2 separate regions of the Mus musculus genome follow, and region 2 is linked to region 1. The links are chromatin contacts, found by POLR2A ChIA-PET in ENCODE. All regions are on one chromosome and are shown on one strand. The core of a region is the stretch at or near the end of the contact, and the rest is flanking DNA. Distances in the headings are between cores, read along the strand shown.

Region 1 (7,293 bases), core at 1,827-4,326:
ATCTTGAGGCATAGGCCAGGTAGTACACACCTTTGATCTCAGGAGGCAAGCAGATCTCTGAGTTCAAGGTCAGTCTGGGACAAAGCAAGGTCTAGATCCAGGCGCGGTAGTATACACACCTTTAATTTGGGCCACACCTTCTACTGGAGGCCTACATAAGGACATTGGAAGAGGGAAGATTCACTCTTCTTCAACTGCTTGCTCTTGCCAGTACGTCTGTTGAAACCTACTTCTACAGAAGACCAGCTTAAATAACTAGCCTCGTGGCAACTACTAGATGCTTGGACTTCCCATTCACAGCTGCCCGTTGTTATCACAACAAATTCCCTTAATATATAGAGACATCCTGTGATTCCTGCGTCTCTAGAGAATCCTGACTAATGGCGTTTTATCATAGCAACAGAAATCCTACCTAAAATGTATAGAATGGACCTTGGGTTAGCGGTGGTGTTCTCTGACCTACAGTGTTCCTTACATCTGACCACTCTTCTCCCAAGCAAGAAGTCTTGCTTTGGTTTTCCTTCAATTATATTTTATCCATGGATCAGGAGCAGACAGTGAGGCCAACACTTAAAAAACTAAATATGTATCTAACATGTTCTCCATGTGTTATCATGAATTTGTAAACCTTAAAACAACCCTTAGAGGTCAACCCAAGCCTACAATTATCCACAGAAGAATCAAATTCCATTATTGTGGTGGGTTGAAGGAGAAATGTCCCTGGTGAGCTTGGGTGAGTGAACACTTGATCTCTAGTTAGTGGTGCTGGGTAGGGGACTGATACGGAACCTTTAGGTCTGACTGTGTTGGCAGAAGGATGTCGATTGGGGGGTGGTGGGCTCTGAGAGTTTATAGCCTTTCCTTGCTTCCGGTTTATTCTCTCTGCATTGTGTTTAAAGGTGAAGATGTGATCTGCTTTCTGCTCCATCCCCCTGTTGCTATGCCTCCCCCTACTGTTATGGATTCTCTCTCTGGGTTCCTAGCCAAAATGAACTTTTCTTTGGTTTTGTTATCACAGCAACAGGAAAGCAACTGATGCAATTATGAACACTCTTTTGTTCTCTGCTGGACATGTTCGGCTATCCATGGTATGTCCATCCTGTTTCTTTATTTTATTGTTTTCTTTAGGCAGGTATCCCAGGCTGGACCGTGAACTCCCTATACTCCCGCCCTCACCTATTGATGACACTGAGGATGATAAAGAAAAGTGGGAAAGTATCTTTGGAAACTTTCTTGCTTCAGTCATGGATAGCTTGGAGTGTTAAGGTGTCAGGCTATCCAATGGCCACTAGAGGCACCCAAACCGTTGGCTTTCAGGTCCTTTGTTTTGCAAAGCAGAGAAGGAATTTCCGAGAGGTTAGAAGGGAGATTTGTTATAGGGTTACAGGTGGGAGTTGTGGGAGCTCCTATCCAGCAGAAGTAGGCCCCAGGTGGGGCACTGTGGAGCGTTTATCCCAGGGAATTTTGTAGAAACAGAAGTGAGGCGTGAAGCAGGCAATGAACTGGTCAGTGCAGTAGCCCATCCAGGAGACATCCAAGAGCCTTTCCATGATTTCAAGTCTGTTCCAGGAAGAGAGAAAGTTCAACTTCCTTTCCAGTGTACTTTGGTGGGCAGAGCCAAAGATGCTTTGCCAAGCAGACCGAGGGCATTCTGTGTTTGAAGTTCCTGCCACTTTGTTACCTGTTCTTTTTTTTTTTTTTTAAGATTTATTTATTATTATATCTAAGTACACTGTAGCTGTCTTCAGACACACCAGAAGAGGGAGTCAGATCTCATTACGGATGGTTGTGAGCCACCATGTGGTTGCTGATTTGAACTTCGGACCTTCGGAAGAGCAGTCGGTGCTCTTAACCACTGAGCCATCTCTCCAGCCCCCTTGTTACCTGTTCTTATTACTGAGGTATTTTAGCTATAAGGAGACTGAGGTATTTCAAAGGGACAGTCTCTGTCCTTAAGGGAAAGGTCTTGGGTGGGAGAGTAGTTTTCATTTTTTTGGGGGGGGAGGGACTGGGGGGAGATGGGGAATTGCATCATAGTCTAGCCCCTCCCACAGCTCTGAGGGTAACCTGTCCCTTCTGCTCGAGTGGCTGCATTTATTTTTTAGAATGTATCTGCCTTTATTTGTATGAATATTTTGCCTGCGTATCTGAGCGTTGCTTGGCACTGATGGAAGTCAGAAGGGGGCGCTAGTTCTTCCTCAGCTACAGAGCTGGGTTAGCCATCTTGCTAGAAAATTGTACGTGCCTTAAGTCCATAACCACCTTGCACTTAAATAAAATATTAAAAATAATGGTTTATACATATGTTCACTGAGACCACAACATAACGCAGCTAGATAAAAAACAGCTTAATAAATAACATGTCTACAGACTTCCCACAAAAACTTAGTATTTGCTTTTAAAGGCTTATTTACTTTATCGGTTATGAGACACAACGCCATGCGACTGAGCCCTTTTAACCAATGAGCTGTCTCTTTAGCCTAAGCTCAAGCCATTTTTACCTTACAGTGGTTAACACTGAAGACAAGAAAATACATAGAGCACACAATAAAGACTGTTAATTCTAACTTTGGTTAACACTGAAGACAAAAAAATACATAGAGCACACAATAAAGACTGTTAATTCTAACTTTAAACATTATTAATAGCCTTGCTAAAGCAAGGCCTCAAAAAATTAGTGTAAGACTCAGAATTGTTCCTCTCCACGGAAATCTTTAGTAAAAGGCGAAAGATTTATACGATCTGAAGAGAAACCAGAGTATACCCAGCTGTCCTAGTGTACAGTTCTCGGCCGACTGTATTTCCTAGACAACTAATGGTGACTATTTACTCCTAAAGACACTGACTACTTTATTATATCAGATAAATCTTTGAAGGTTCTATCACATTAAGGAATAAAAGGAATAAAACAGAACAACGAAAACAACACGCTACCCTTTTAAATTATACAACCATCTGTGTGCACTGCATTGTGGGTATGCAAATATCGCGGAGAAGCCGCGTGGCCCGCTCGGTTTCCGGAAGTGCCTCGAATTTGTCCCAGATGTCTCTAGGCGCTGGGCGGCCACCAGGGGTCAGAGCGAAAGCCAGATTCACAAGCGCACAGACTTCCAATTTCCAAGTGTGATTTTGGTGCGCTTGTGATTCCAGCACCGGTCGGAGAGGCGGAGTCAAGGCGGGGGAATCATTGAATTTGAGTACTTTCTGGTCTGCACCGCGAGGGCCGGGCCAGTCAGGCCCGGATCCGCGCCCGCCATGGCCGACAAGATGGACATGTCTTTGGACGACATCATTAAGCTGAACCGTAACCAGCGCCGGGTGAATCGAGGCGGCGGGCCTAGGAGGAACCGGCCCGCCATCGCCCGCGGCGGCAGGAACCGGCCGGCACCGTACAGTAGACCGAAACCACTTCCGGACAAGTGGCAGCACGACCTATTCGACAGCGGCTGCGGGGGTGGGGAAGGCGTGGAGACCGGTGCCAAGCTGCTCGTGTCAAACCTGGACTTCGGGGTGTCAGATGCTGACATTCAGGAACTCTTTGCTGAATTTGGAACGTTGAAAAAAGCCGCTGTGGACTACGATCGCTCTGGACGAAGTTTAGGGACGGCGGATGTACACTTTGAACGGAGGGCAGATGCCCTGAAGGCTATGAAGCAGTACAAGGGCGTCCCTTTGGATGGCCGCCCTATGGACATCCAGCTTGTCACGTCACAGATCGATCCACAGCGAAGACCTGCACAAAGCGGAAACAGAGGCGGCATGACAAGGAGCCGTGGCTCTGGAGGCTTTGGTGGCCGCGGCAGCCAGGGAAGGGGTAGAGGCACTGGCAGGAACTCAAAGCAGCAGCAGCTTTCTGCAGAGGAGTTGGACGCACAGCTGGATGCTTACAATGCAAGGAGGGACACCAGCTAAACAACCGAACAAATCCGCACAAGAACCGGGACCCAGACGCCTCGTCTGTGATGCCTTAGAGGGAGGGTAGGCAACTGGACTGTGCAGACAATGGTGAATTTGGTTTTTTGTTTCTTTTTACTTCCTGTTTTAAAATAGGATCTAAAAACTCATGTAAAGTTTTTTTTTTTTTTTTTTTTTAAATTCTGAAACAGACCTGTTTTGTACTGAGTTATTTTTTGGGATAAGTTTTCCTGGGTGCTGTTGTGGAGAAGGTGGCATTTTCACCTTTGTCATAATAAAATAGAAATGTGTGTAGAACTGGAAAAATTAAAAAAGAAAAAGAAAAATTACAAATTACAATATGACTTTTATGGACAGAACACATGACTGACTAGCATGCATGAAGAAGTGGGTTTCATTCTCAGCTCCATCATGTAAGAATAAAACAAGAATTGAAAAAACCTTGCCTTTGATGCAGCTCAGTGGCAGAATGCCTACTCACCATGAGCAAGGAAGGCGGTGGGTTTAATTACATGGAAAGTCTTTTCTGTCTGGTAGGGGTGGTACCTACCTGACCTCTCAGCGTTGGTAAGGCTGAGACAGGAGTTTTAGTGAGATATGACTAATCTAAAATAAAATCAAAGGCAGGGGTGGTGGTGGTGGCGGCGGCTCATGCCTTTAATACTAGCTTCTAGGATATACAGGCTCCACAGAGAAACCTTGTTTCAAGCCCCTCTCCCCAAAACCCTGCCCCCCCAAACAACAACAAAACAAAAAACAAACACCAACTTTCTTTTTTTTTAACATAATATTTTTGTGAATTATTTGGGACTTTCACACTGTGTACCATGATCAAGCTCACTTCCCACTCCTCCCGTTGTATCTTTAATTTTCCAAATCTTATTATTATTATTTTATTTTATTTTTTTCCGAGACAGGGTTTCTCTGTGTAGCCCTGGCTGTCCTGGAACTCACTTTGTAGACCAGGCTGGCCTCGAACTTAGAAATCTGCCTGCCTCTGCCTCCCAAGTGCTGGGATTAAAGACGTGCGCCACCACAGCCCAGCCCAAATCTTATTTTTAATGATAGTTCTTAAACGCTTTAACCTCCCTTGTAGCCCACCACCCACCAAAGTGGTGGGAAAGAGAGGATACGGGGGAAGTGCACCTGTTTAGAAAGATTCTTTGGAGTAAACCCCCTCTGTGTTGTTTGGAAATCAGCAATTCAGTTCACTGGTCATTGAGCAGCACAGTTTGATCTACTTGCAAATACTTCACTGATACACCAGGGTTGTGGATAGCCATGGGGCTAATTATATTTGATGAGTTCGGCACTCAGGTGAACCTGCTTCCCACCTTAATTTGTAAAATAAAGGAGAACTGTTGATTGGGCAGATAAAGGGAAGGTGGAGCAGAAGGTTGGGAGAGAGAAGAAGGAGAAAATGGAGGAGGAAGAGGATGCAGAGGAGGAGGAGGAAGAAGAAGAAGTAATGGAGCAGAAGCACATGGCCTGGAGAAACCTCAAGTTCTAAGGAGTCTCATAGATGAGGAAGATGGTAGTGTAGTGGTAGATCTGCCCAATCTAGGCGCACTGCATGCAATCATATTAACTGAGTTGTGTTATTATAGCCGGGGCATATTTGGGTTGGAGATTTACTGTAACACACCAGCAGTCCAGTTCAGTAGAGTCAGCATAGCAAACAGGAATCAGCAGCAGTGGCCTACCTAGCAGAGACAGCCAGGCCTCAGCCTCAGCTCTAGTCATCAGGAGGAATGCCAGAAATTCTCAGCTGTGCCTCTCTCAGGGAATCGAAGATCAGAGAAAAGACCCACAAGTGTTGCACAGCTACCTCTATAAGCAAGCCAAGCTCAGCCTCTGTCACTGTCTGTTGAGTCCTATTTATAACCCTCCAAACGTCACATGTCCTCCACAGGTCTTGCCCTAGCACGCGCATCTGTCTCAGGTGACATCACTGCCAATCAGCCCAAGTCTGCAGAAGCAGCAAGAAACTGCAGCACACCACCAAAAGTGTTTTAGTGTGTTTCTCTCTATGGCGTCCTGATAAATGCAGCTCAGCTATGCAGTGTAAGGAGGACCTGTACATGCATGTTGTTAGCAAAGAGTCCTTCATCACGCGCCCTTCCATGTGTTTGCTTTAGCAGAACATCCTCTCTCCTGTGTCTGCTTCAGCAAAACCTTCCTTCACCTGTCTTAGTCTTTCACCTGTGTCCACTTCACGAAAACACTCCACAGGTTTGCCCCAGCAAAACACCGTCTGACACAGCTGACTTTCCAAAGAACCCTTAAGTTTCCACTTCATCCCATGTCTGCTGGATCTTTCTTGAGACTCCCCCAAAAGAAAGAAAAACAAAAAACCAAAAACCAAACCAAACCAACCAACCAACCAACCAACCAACCAACCAAAAAAAAAAAAAAAAAAAAAAACCTTGAAAAAAACAAAAATGAAACGAAACCAAGTCCGTTTGGTGTTTGGTGTTCTCTATATGCTCACTGGGGTGTGGTGAAACTCCCAGTGGCCAGCGCCCTAAGGAAAAGCTGAGTCCTTCACTGCACCGCCTGGTGGAAGTCACTGTGGAGAGCTACTAGCATCCCTCTCACACCTTTTAAGAGTTCTCTTTGATGGCTTCCTTCTTTATGCTGTTACTTTGGGGTGAGTGTGTGGAGGTAGGTTTTGTCACAGAATCCTTCTATGTCCATCTTCCTCAGTTGCGAGCCTGCAGTCATTGATAATCCCTGCAGGAGAAGCTTCCCTGCCCTTTACAGTCAGCACGAGCGTGGATCCTGACCTTTTACATGGCTTCTGGCAACGGCACAGGCCACAAACACCCACAGGGTCTCCAGCACCAGCACATGCCAAGGACCTCCGCTTGGTCTCTTGTGGCAGTCTATCCTCCATACATCAGCATGACCCTCTCCTGAAGCATGGGGCCATGGACCAGCATGGCCTCTGGGAGAAGAACACACCGCGGATGTCTTTAAGGAAGTGCAAGCCATTTGTCATCTCAAACATCCTGTTGCTGTTCAGATGCAGGGCGCTCCTGCGACTAGGCAGCTTGTTCTGGGGTCTGAGTTCATGCAGGCTTTAGGCTGCTGCACTCCACTCTACAGATCCTTCTGGATAGAGTGACCAGTTCCTCCATCAGCCAGTGTCTTCTCTCACACTGGTCACAGCTGTTGCATCTCCAGTTGTACCGGGTACACGCACACCACTCTGCTCCTCCATCTGGTCCTCCTGTCCATCACATATGCGTTAGCTGTGGCCTTGGAAGCTACAGTGTGTCGCCGCCCCTTTGTTCAAACAGCTAGGCATGCAAATGTTCATTGTAATGAGTCATTGGCCTGGTTCAAGGCCTCTGGCTTCTAGCTTATGCCACGATA
Region 2 (7,293 bases), core at 3,142-5,641, 170 kb before region 1:
CTGGCCTCGAACTCAGAAATCCACCTGCCTCTGCCTCCCGAGTGCTGGGATTAAAGGTGTGCGCCACCACACCCGGCTCGGGTTGGACTATTAAAAAAAAAAATCTGTTGTCCCCTTAGCCCCTACTCCCAGGATGATGACTCAGAGACTTATATTAATAAATGCCTTGGCTACAGGCTTTGGCTCATGCCCTGACTAGCTTGTAACTAACGTAATCCATTTAAACTATTCTGTGTCTACCCTTTGGTTAGTTACCTCTTCAGTCCTGGCTTGCTTTTCTTCCAGTCTCCTCAGTGTCTCTCTCAAATCTCTTTAATGTCTCTGTGTCTCCTTTTAGTCTCCATTTTTCTAGAATATTCTCTCTTCCTGCCATTGTCCTACCTTTTATTTTCTGTCTCAGCTCATTGGCCACTGGCTTTTTTATTGGCAGGTGATTCTTTTAAGAGATTCTCTCCACACTGGACTTCCTCCTAGCCAGGGCAGAGGGTGGGGCAGGGAGAGAGTCAAAGAGAAAGCAGGAGAAAACAGCTTGAGTAGAGAAAGCCATAAAATACAAGTATTTCTGGGATTTTGGCTGGGAGGCAGCAAGATTAGCTTAGAGGATGAAAATAGAGCAATACCACTCAGTTGTTGTACCATTAAAACTTGATAAATAAATATAATAGTCCAGTCTCAGTTATTTGGAAGCTAGCTGGGTAAGAGGAAAACTGTAACACTTATTAAAAAGCCACTATGTTACTGATTTTTTATTATATTTCGATGTATGCCTATGTACATGTATATGTGTATGTGTGTACCACGGCATACATGTGGAGATTAGAGGACAATTTTCTGAAGCTGTTGGCTCAGGTGACCAATCTCATGTCATTAAGGCTTGGCAGCAAGCACCTCTGTCCACAGTCATCTTTAAAGCCCTTAGATCTTTGTTACTGACAGCTGCTAGCATCCTTGAGACAAGGTCTCACAGTGTCCCTGACTGGCTTCAGCCTGCCTCTGCCTCTGGAGTGCTTGGATTAAAGGTGTTAAAGGTCATTTCACTACTGTAGCAGCATGACCTTCTGCAACTCCAGTGTCGGGGAATCTAACACCTCGTCTCTGCAGGCTCCAGGCACACATGGGGCACACATACACAAATGCAGGCAAACACTTTATATTTGCTAGATACATGAACCAAAAATAATTTTAAAAAATTGAAACAACTAGAGTAGGCAAAGTCTTCCCCATGGGGACAGAAGAGTGTCAGTGAGGAAAAACCCTCTTGAAAACTGGTACACTTACTGTTGGAGAGAAGGATAGAGACACTTAGTTCTAGAAGCATACATGAGTGACTATGGCTCTGGAGTGTGTGTGAGCCACGTTCATCATATAAACTAATGGGTTTCTGCTGGTTGTGGTGCCTCACAGCTTTAATCCCAGCACTGTATAAGCAAAGGCAGGCTGATCTTTTTAGTTCAAGGCCAGGCTGCGGATTATAGGACAGTTAAGGTTACAGAGTTTCTGAGTACATTTGAAAAAGAAAAAAGATGGGTTTTACCAAGACATCGTCACACAAGCACACTGTGTACTTTGCTCACGGCCGTTTTCTCCTCATCCCTCCTCCTCCTCTCTTGTACACCAAAGTTCTACCGTCATGCCGTATTTATATTCAAATCTACATTATATTCAAATATTTGTTTGAATCTGACTTTTACAAAACACAATACTCTCCAGTGCCACTCATCTTCCTGCAAACAAGAGGATTGCATTTTTTTTGACGGAATAAAATCCCATTCCTGTTAGCCCTTCACCTGTTGATGGGCATTAGGCAAAGTCCAAAACATAAATATTGTGACTAGTGCTACAACAAATGAACATGGATGCAGAGGGATCTCCCTACTATGTTTGATTCCTTCAGAGATCAGAAGTGACCTAGCTAGATCACTTTTAGATTTAAAAATATTTATGTGCATGTTTGTATGTGTACATGTATGCGGGGGCCCTTAGGAGAGTGCCAGATCCTCTGAAACTGGAACTGATGTCCAAAGTGTTCTAGAATTCAGTCTCTCAACTGCTGAGCCATCCCTTCAGTTCCTCTTTTTTTTTTTTTTTGGTTTTTCGAGACAGGGTTTCTCTGTATAGCCCTGGCTGTCCTGGAACTCACTCTGTAGACCAGGCTGGCCTTGAACTCAGAGATCCACATGCCTCTGCCTCCCAAGTGCTGGGATTAAAGGCATGCGCCACCATACCCGGCCCTTCAGTTCCTCTTAAGACAGAAATACACACACACAAACACACACACACACACACACACACACACACACACACACACACACACACACACACACACACACAGTGGCACATGCCTTTAATCCCAGAACTCAGGAGGCTGAGGCAGGTGGATCACGACCTGGTTGTTGTCTCAAAAAACAAAAGCAAAAAAAAATCAAACCAAACAACAACAACAACAACAAAAATCCTCTATACGGATTTTTTTTTTCGAGACAAAGGTCTCTCCTACTGTAATCGCCATGAGTATTCTCTTTCACTACAACATTACGGTTTTTAAAAAACAAGAAACAACCCCTCTGCCCCCTAAACCAGGTTTTCTGTGTAGCTCTGAGCATTTCCCCCCAGCCTGCATGTCAGTTTTCTTGTTATCAGTCATTCTATCTTGGATAAGCTACTGACAAAGGTCTTGCTAATGTACAGCCCAGTCACCTGGGAGGATCACGTTACCTCAAATTCATTCTTTTCCTTTCCTCTTTCCTTCTTCCCTCTTGTTTGAGGCAGGGTTTCTCTGTGTAGCCCTGGCTGTCCTGGAACTCACTCTGTAGACCAGGCTGGCCTTGACTCAGAGATCTGCCTGTTTCTGCCTCTGGAATTAAAGGTATGCACTACTACAAACTGGTGAAAACCTTCCTTTTTCTTTTAAATTCTCCTCCACACGACAACTTACTGACAGCTCCCCCACTTCTCCCCCTCCCCCCAATAAACACTGAGAAAAGGGCTTTTTACTTTTGCCTTTTTACTACTGGGTCTGGCTGGTCTGTTGCTCATTAAATAGGTCCAGTTTTGCCTCAAATCCCATCCTCCCGCTTCTTGAAAACTGGGATTACAAACCTTAGTGTGAGTAGCCACAAAACTTTTTACACATTGTATCTTTCCACTTGGATCTGGTTGTTACCCTATACCTCTATGTAACAACTTTCTCCAAGTTTACCTAGTGACCTTCATTTCTTCCACATTCCGAACCACACATTTTAGTCCACATCTTACCTAATCGCTTACTCTTGATACTTGTAACAAGTTTCCTTGATACTTTTCTCTGTCTGGCTTCCTGTCTGTGCCTCCTCGCTGTCCTATTTTCTGCTTCCTTCCCTCATCTCACTCCTCGAATGCACACATCCTCCTCTTTAGGCCATTTTTCTCTCTTATGGCTCCAAGAATATCCAGACATGCGCAAGCACACTTTCAACTTTCTTGGTTTCAAACCACACTAATTCATATATACTTGCCTAAAAGATATCCCGCAGATCTCTTGAAACTAAAAATAACGTAACCCAGTTATTCAAGTCAGGACACTCATATTTCCTTATCCAACACATGCCTTCCTACCTACACATCGCCACTGTCTCTTCTTTAGCTTCATAATTGATCTCTCTCCCTACCCAGCTCCACTCCCCAGGGACCGAACGTCAGGCCTAACCGTGCTAAGAACGCATTCTTCTACAGTGCTCTAACATCCTTGCGGTCTTCTTCGCTTAAATTAAGTCCAAATTGGTCTCCATCTCCAGGGCTCAAGTAATCCTCCTGCCTCAGGCTTCAGGCTGGCACTAACATGCCCAGAGCTGGCAAGCTGTGATCTCTCTACAATACAAATATAACTAACTGTTCACACCTCTGTTTAGACCCTTCAAAGCCTCTTCGACTGCCCTTAGGATAAAATAAATTTGCAAGGTCTTGAGTCATAGCTCCCTATCTCAAAGCCCTTTGTATTACCTCTTCCTTTAGCCACAGCAGGCTCTCGGCAGCTCCAGAACATACTCGAGCCCATCCCACCCCCAATTCAATTCTCAGCCGTCCTTCACCCGTCAGCTGAGGCGACTTTTCCATAGGAAAATGGGAGCTCAAAAGGAAAACACTGAAGGGATGAATTCCGAGAGAGGGTGAGAAGCGCGGCTGCGAGGTTCGGGTTTCAGAACGTCAGAGTGACAGGAAGTTCAAGGCAAAGGTGAACTCCAGATCGTGACCTTTCACCTCAGTTCACCGGGCAGTCCGACCCCCGGCCGATTCCGCCCTTACGTATCATGGCTGCCAGCCCCTCTCTCCCGAGGGCCTTCGAGCCCGATACCAGCCAGCTCGGGCGCCACCAAGGCTTCCACCTTCAAATACGTTCTCTCTCCGCTTCTTAGAACCTCCCCGCCGCCGCCGTTAGGAGAACCCTGCGTTGCCAGCTTGCCCCTAAGCAAGATGGCTGCCAGTCTCCAGCCTCTCTTGCCGACGTGAAGCTACCCACTCCCCGCTTAATGCCGCTGCCAGGCTGCCCTCACCTAGTATGGCTCCTCCGCTCATGCCTCGTTATGGTCTCGAAGCCGACACTAACCGGCCAGGTTCCGGGAGGCGCTGTGCAGGATGCAGCCACCCCCGCCCGGCCCTCCCCTCCCCCACGCCCGCGGCGGCGGCGGCGGCGGCGGAGGCGGCGGCGGCTGGAGCCCGGATGCGGCTCCGTGAGGCGCAGGCCCCGGAGAGCGGCGCGGATGGATCCAACATGGCGGCGCCGAGGCTGAGCCGAGAGTGAGGCGGCGGGGCGGCCGGCCGGCGTGGGGAGGGGGAGTCGAGTGGGACGGGGCGGGGCCGGGCGGGGCCGCCAAGGGCTTGGGGAAGGAAAGTGGAAGGGGGAGGCGGTGGCGACGTCCAGCCCGGAGAACCTCCGGAGAGGGAGGTGACGGGACGCTGCGAGGTGGGGGAAGGGGAGCGGCCGAGGGGGGCGTGCAGGGGAGATGGCAACTGTGGGAGAGGGCAGGGGTCGGGGCGCAGGAGTGCGAGCCTGGGGAGGGGCGTAAACAAGGGCCCAGGCTGGCCCAGGCCAGGGGCAGTAAAGAGGCCGAGGTGGGGAGCGGGGCTGCGAGCCAGCGCTGGGGAAGGGGTAGGAGCCGGAGGGAGAGGTTGAGGGTGTGGAGGGGACGGGGGCTGGTGGCATGTGGCTGCAGGGAGGGCTGGACTCCCGTGAGCGCCGTGGTGAGGACGTGGGAGGTGGCGGGGGTTGGGGGGGGGGGTTGGATTGGACTTGAGACGTGTGCCGGAGGGAGGTTTTTCAAAGTGTTCAAATTGGAAGCGGAAGGGCCTAAGGGGAGAATTGGGGTGGAAGAGGAGAAGAGAAGCGGGGCTTGGCGGATGGAGAGAGTGGCGATGTGCCGGGGTAACGTAGAAAGTGAGAGACCCGGAGGAAAGTTTGAAAGGAAGGGGGGAAGATAGGGCAGTGGAGCTGCACGGGTGATAGAGGGTTTGGGGGTTTCCCTTTCCCCCCTGTGGAAGGGCAGCAGAGTTAAGCAGTATCAGTTGCAGCCAATTTTAATTGCCAGGCGCTTAGCTTTTAATAGGGTGGGAAGGGCAGAAAGGAATGGTCATGTGGGTTTGGAGAATTGGGGTTGAATGAGGGTTCAACCGGATTTGCTTTCCAAAACACCCGCTTGCTTCCTTGTTTTTCCTGGTTACAAATAGGGAGATTAGTAAAGCTCTTTCCTAGGTTTCTTTTTTTCTTTTCTTGCAATTAGCATTACAAGAATAGGGAAAGAGACTTTTCTGGAGCCTTATATACCAAGGTGGAGGCTCTGGAAGCCTGAGGAGGAAATAGAAGAGACAGACTGGCCTCTAGGTAACAGGCTAATTAAATATGCTTACCTTTACTGACCCTCAAGTTGTAGGAGGGGGAGGAGGTGTCAATATGCGTATTTAGGAAAAAAAACAAAAACAAAACAAAACAAAACCACCGTTTCCTACCGGAGTGTAGACGTGAGTGGATGTTGCTTTAGTGGTCATTTTGTTTTCATTGTGTGCTGAGGGAAGAGGTGAAGTTTGAGTCTGGCCTCGTGAGTGACCTGATGGGAAGGAAGAGCTGTCTTTGGCTGTAACTTTCCCCCTTCCAGTCCCCCTACCACTCATGTTGTAAGAAACTAGACGGAATAAGGTATTGAGGAAGGCGAGACAGTATCAGGGTGATGGTTCATTCCCAGAAGTGTTGACTTGGAACCTTTCTTGCTATGAGCCATTGAGACTAGAAATTTTGAGGGGCTGATACGATATTGTGGATTTGGTCAGTTTGAGTTCTCTGTAATTTGGAATAGTTCAGCCAATGAAATGACTTTAGGCTTAGATGACTTTTTTTTTTTTTTTTGGCACTGACACTTGACTAACTGTGGACCTTTGAAGTTTCAAAATAAAGCTTGAAATTTTGCTCTTTTACCCCCCCCCTTATTTGTTTTTGTTTTTGTTTTTGTGCTGGCTTTGAAACTTGTGCTAGGAAGAGCCCTGGGGATTTAAGTTTCTTGCAAAGGTAAGTCTGGAACTTTTTCTTGTTTGCACACAATGGGATGGAATGGAAACGGTATGATGCACTGGGGTAGAACCTGCTTAAGGAGGTAGATGCTAGGGCAAAGGAGTTCACGCTCTCTGAGTTCGTTGCTCAGGTAACTGGAGAGATAGGCAGAGGGAAAGGGGGTATTAAGTGTCCTGGGACGAGGTCCCAGCTTTGGTTTGTTTTTGTCTACCCTTCTGGTCAGCTCTGAGTGAAACATTTAACATATGGAAAGCTGTGCTCTTGTACATTATGTATGAGATATTTCTCCAGGAAGGTGACGGAGGCTGAGGTACTTCAGTGAGAAGGCTCCCCCTCCCTAGTTCACTGTCTCTCCCAGCAGTTCAGAGTTCTTGGTTTCTTTTTTTTTTGGGTGGGAGGGGGGTTCAAGACAGGGTTTCTCTGTGTAGCTCTGGCTGTCCTGGAACTCACTCTGTAGATCAGGCTGGCCTCAAACTCAGAAATCTGCCTGCCTCTGCCTCCCGAGTGCTGGGATTAAAGGCGTGCGCCACCACTGCCCCGCTTCTTGGGATTTTTTGAAAACATACTGTGTAATTCTGCCCTCCAAATATATTTGGTTACACTTTCCTGGTCCCGCCAGCAAGGCAGAGCTTCATGAGCCCTTAGCTCTCTTCAGGATTGCCCAGGTAGTTTTTGCTTCAAAGTTCAAGCTGTCCGTCCTTTCTGTAAGACAGGATCTCACTTTGTAGTCCTGGCTAGCCTATAGTTTGCTATGTAGA

The links. ChIA-PET counts read pairs that join two places held with the same protein, here RNA polymerase II (POLR2A).
Region 2: POLR2A ChIA-PET joins it to region 1 with 25 read pairs in Patski. The contact joins the promoter of Dedd here to the promoter of Alyref2 in region 1. POLR2A ChIA-PET finds 5 or more read pairs at or near these places in 4 of 5 experiments (Patski and embryonic stem cell).

Annotation. Positions count from the first base shown.
Region 1 is chr1:171,500,402-171,507,694 of GRCm38, forward strand. Alyref2 (Aly/REF export factor 2) reads left to right here and starts at 3,077. Exons shown (of 1, transcript NM_019484.4): 1 at 3,077-4,349. The coding sequence starts at 3,256. The coding sequence ends at 3,912. It overlaps LOC115487699 (a small nuclear RNA gene), which reads right to left and starts at 2,762; the gene lies at 2,647-2,762.
Region 2 is chr1:171,324,754-171,332,046 of GRCm38, forward strand. It overlaps Dedd (death effector domain-containing), which reads left to right and starts at 4,392. Exons shown (of 6, transcript NM_001128609.1): 1 at 4,392-4,773; 2 at 6,500-6,532. It overlaps Gm20045 (a long non-coding RNA gene), which reads right to left and starts at 2,561. Exons shown (of 2, transcript XR_865726.1): 1 at 2,141-2,561.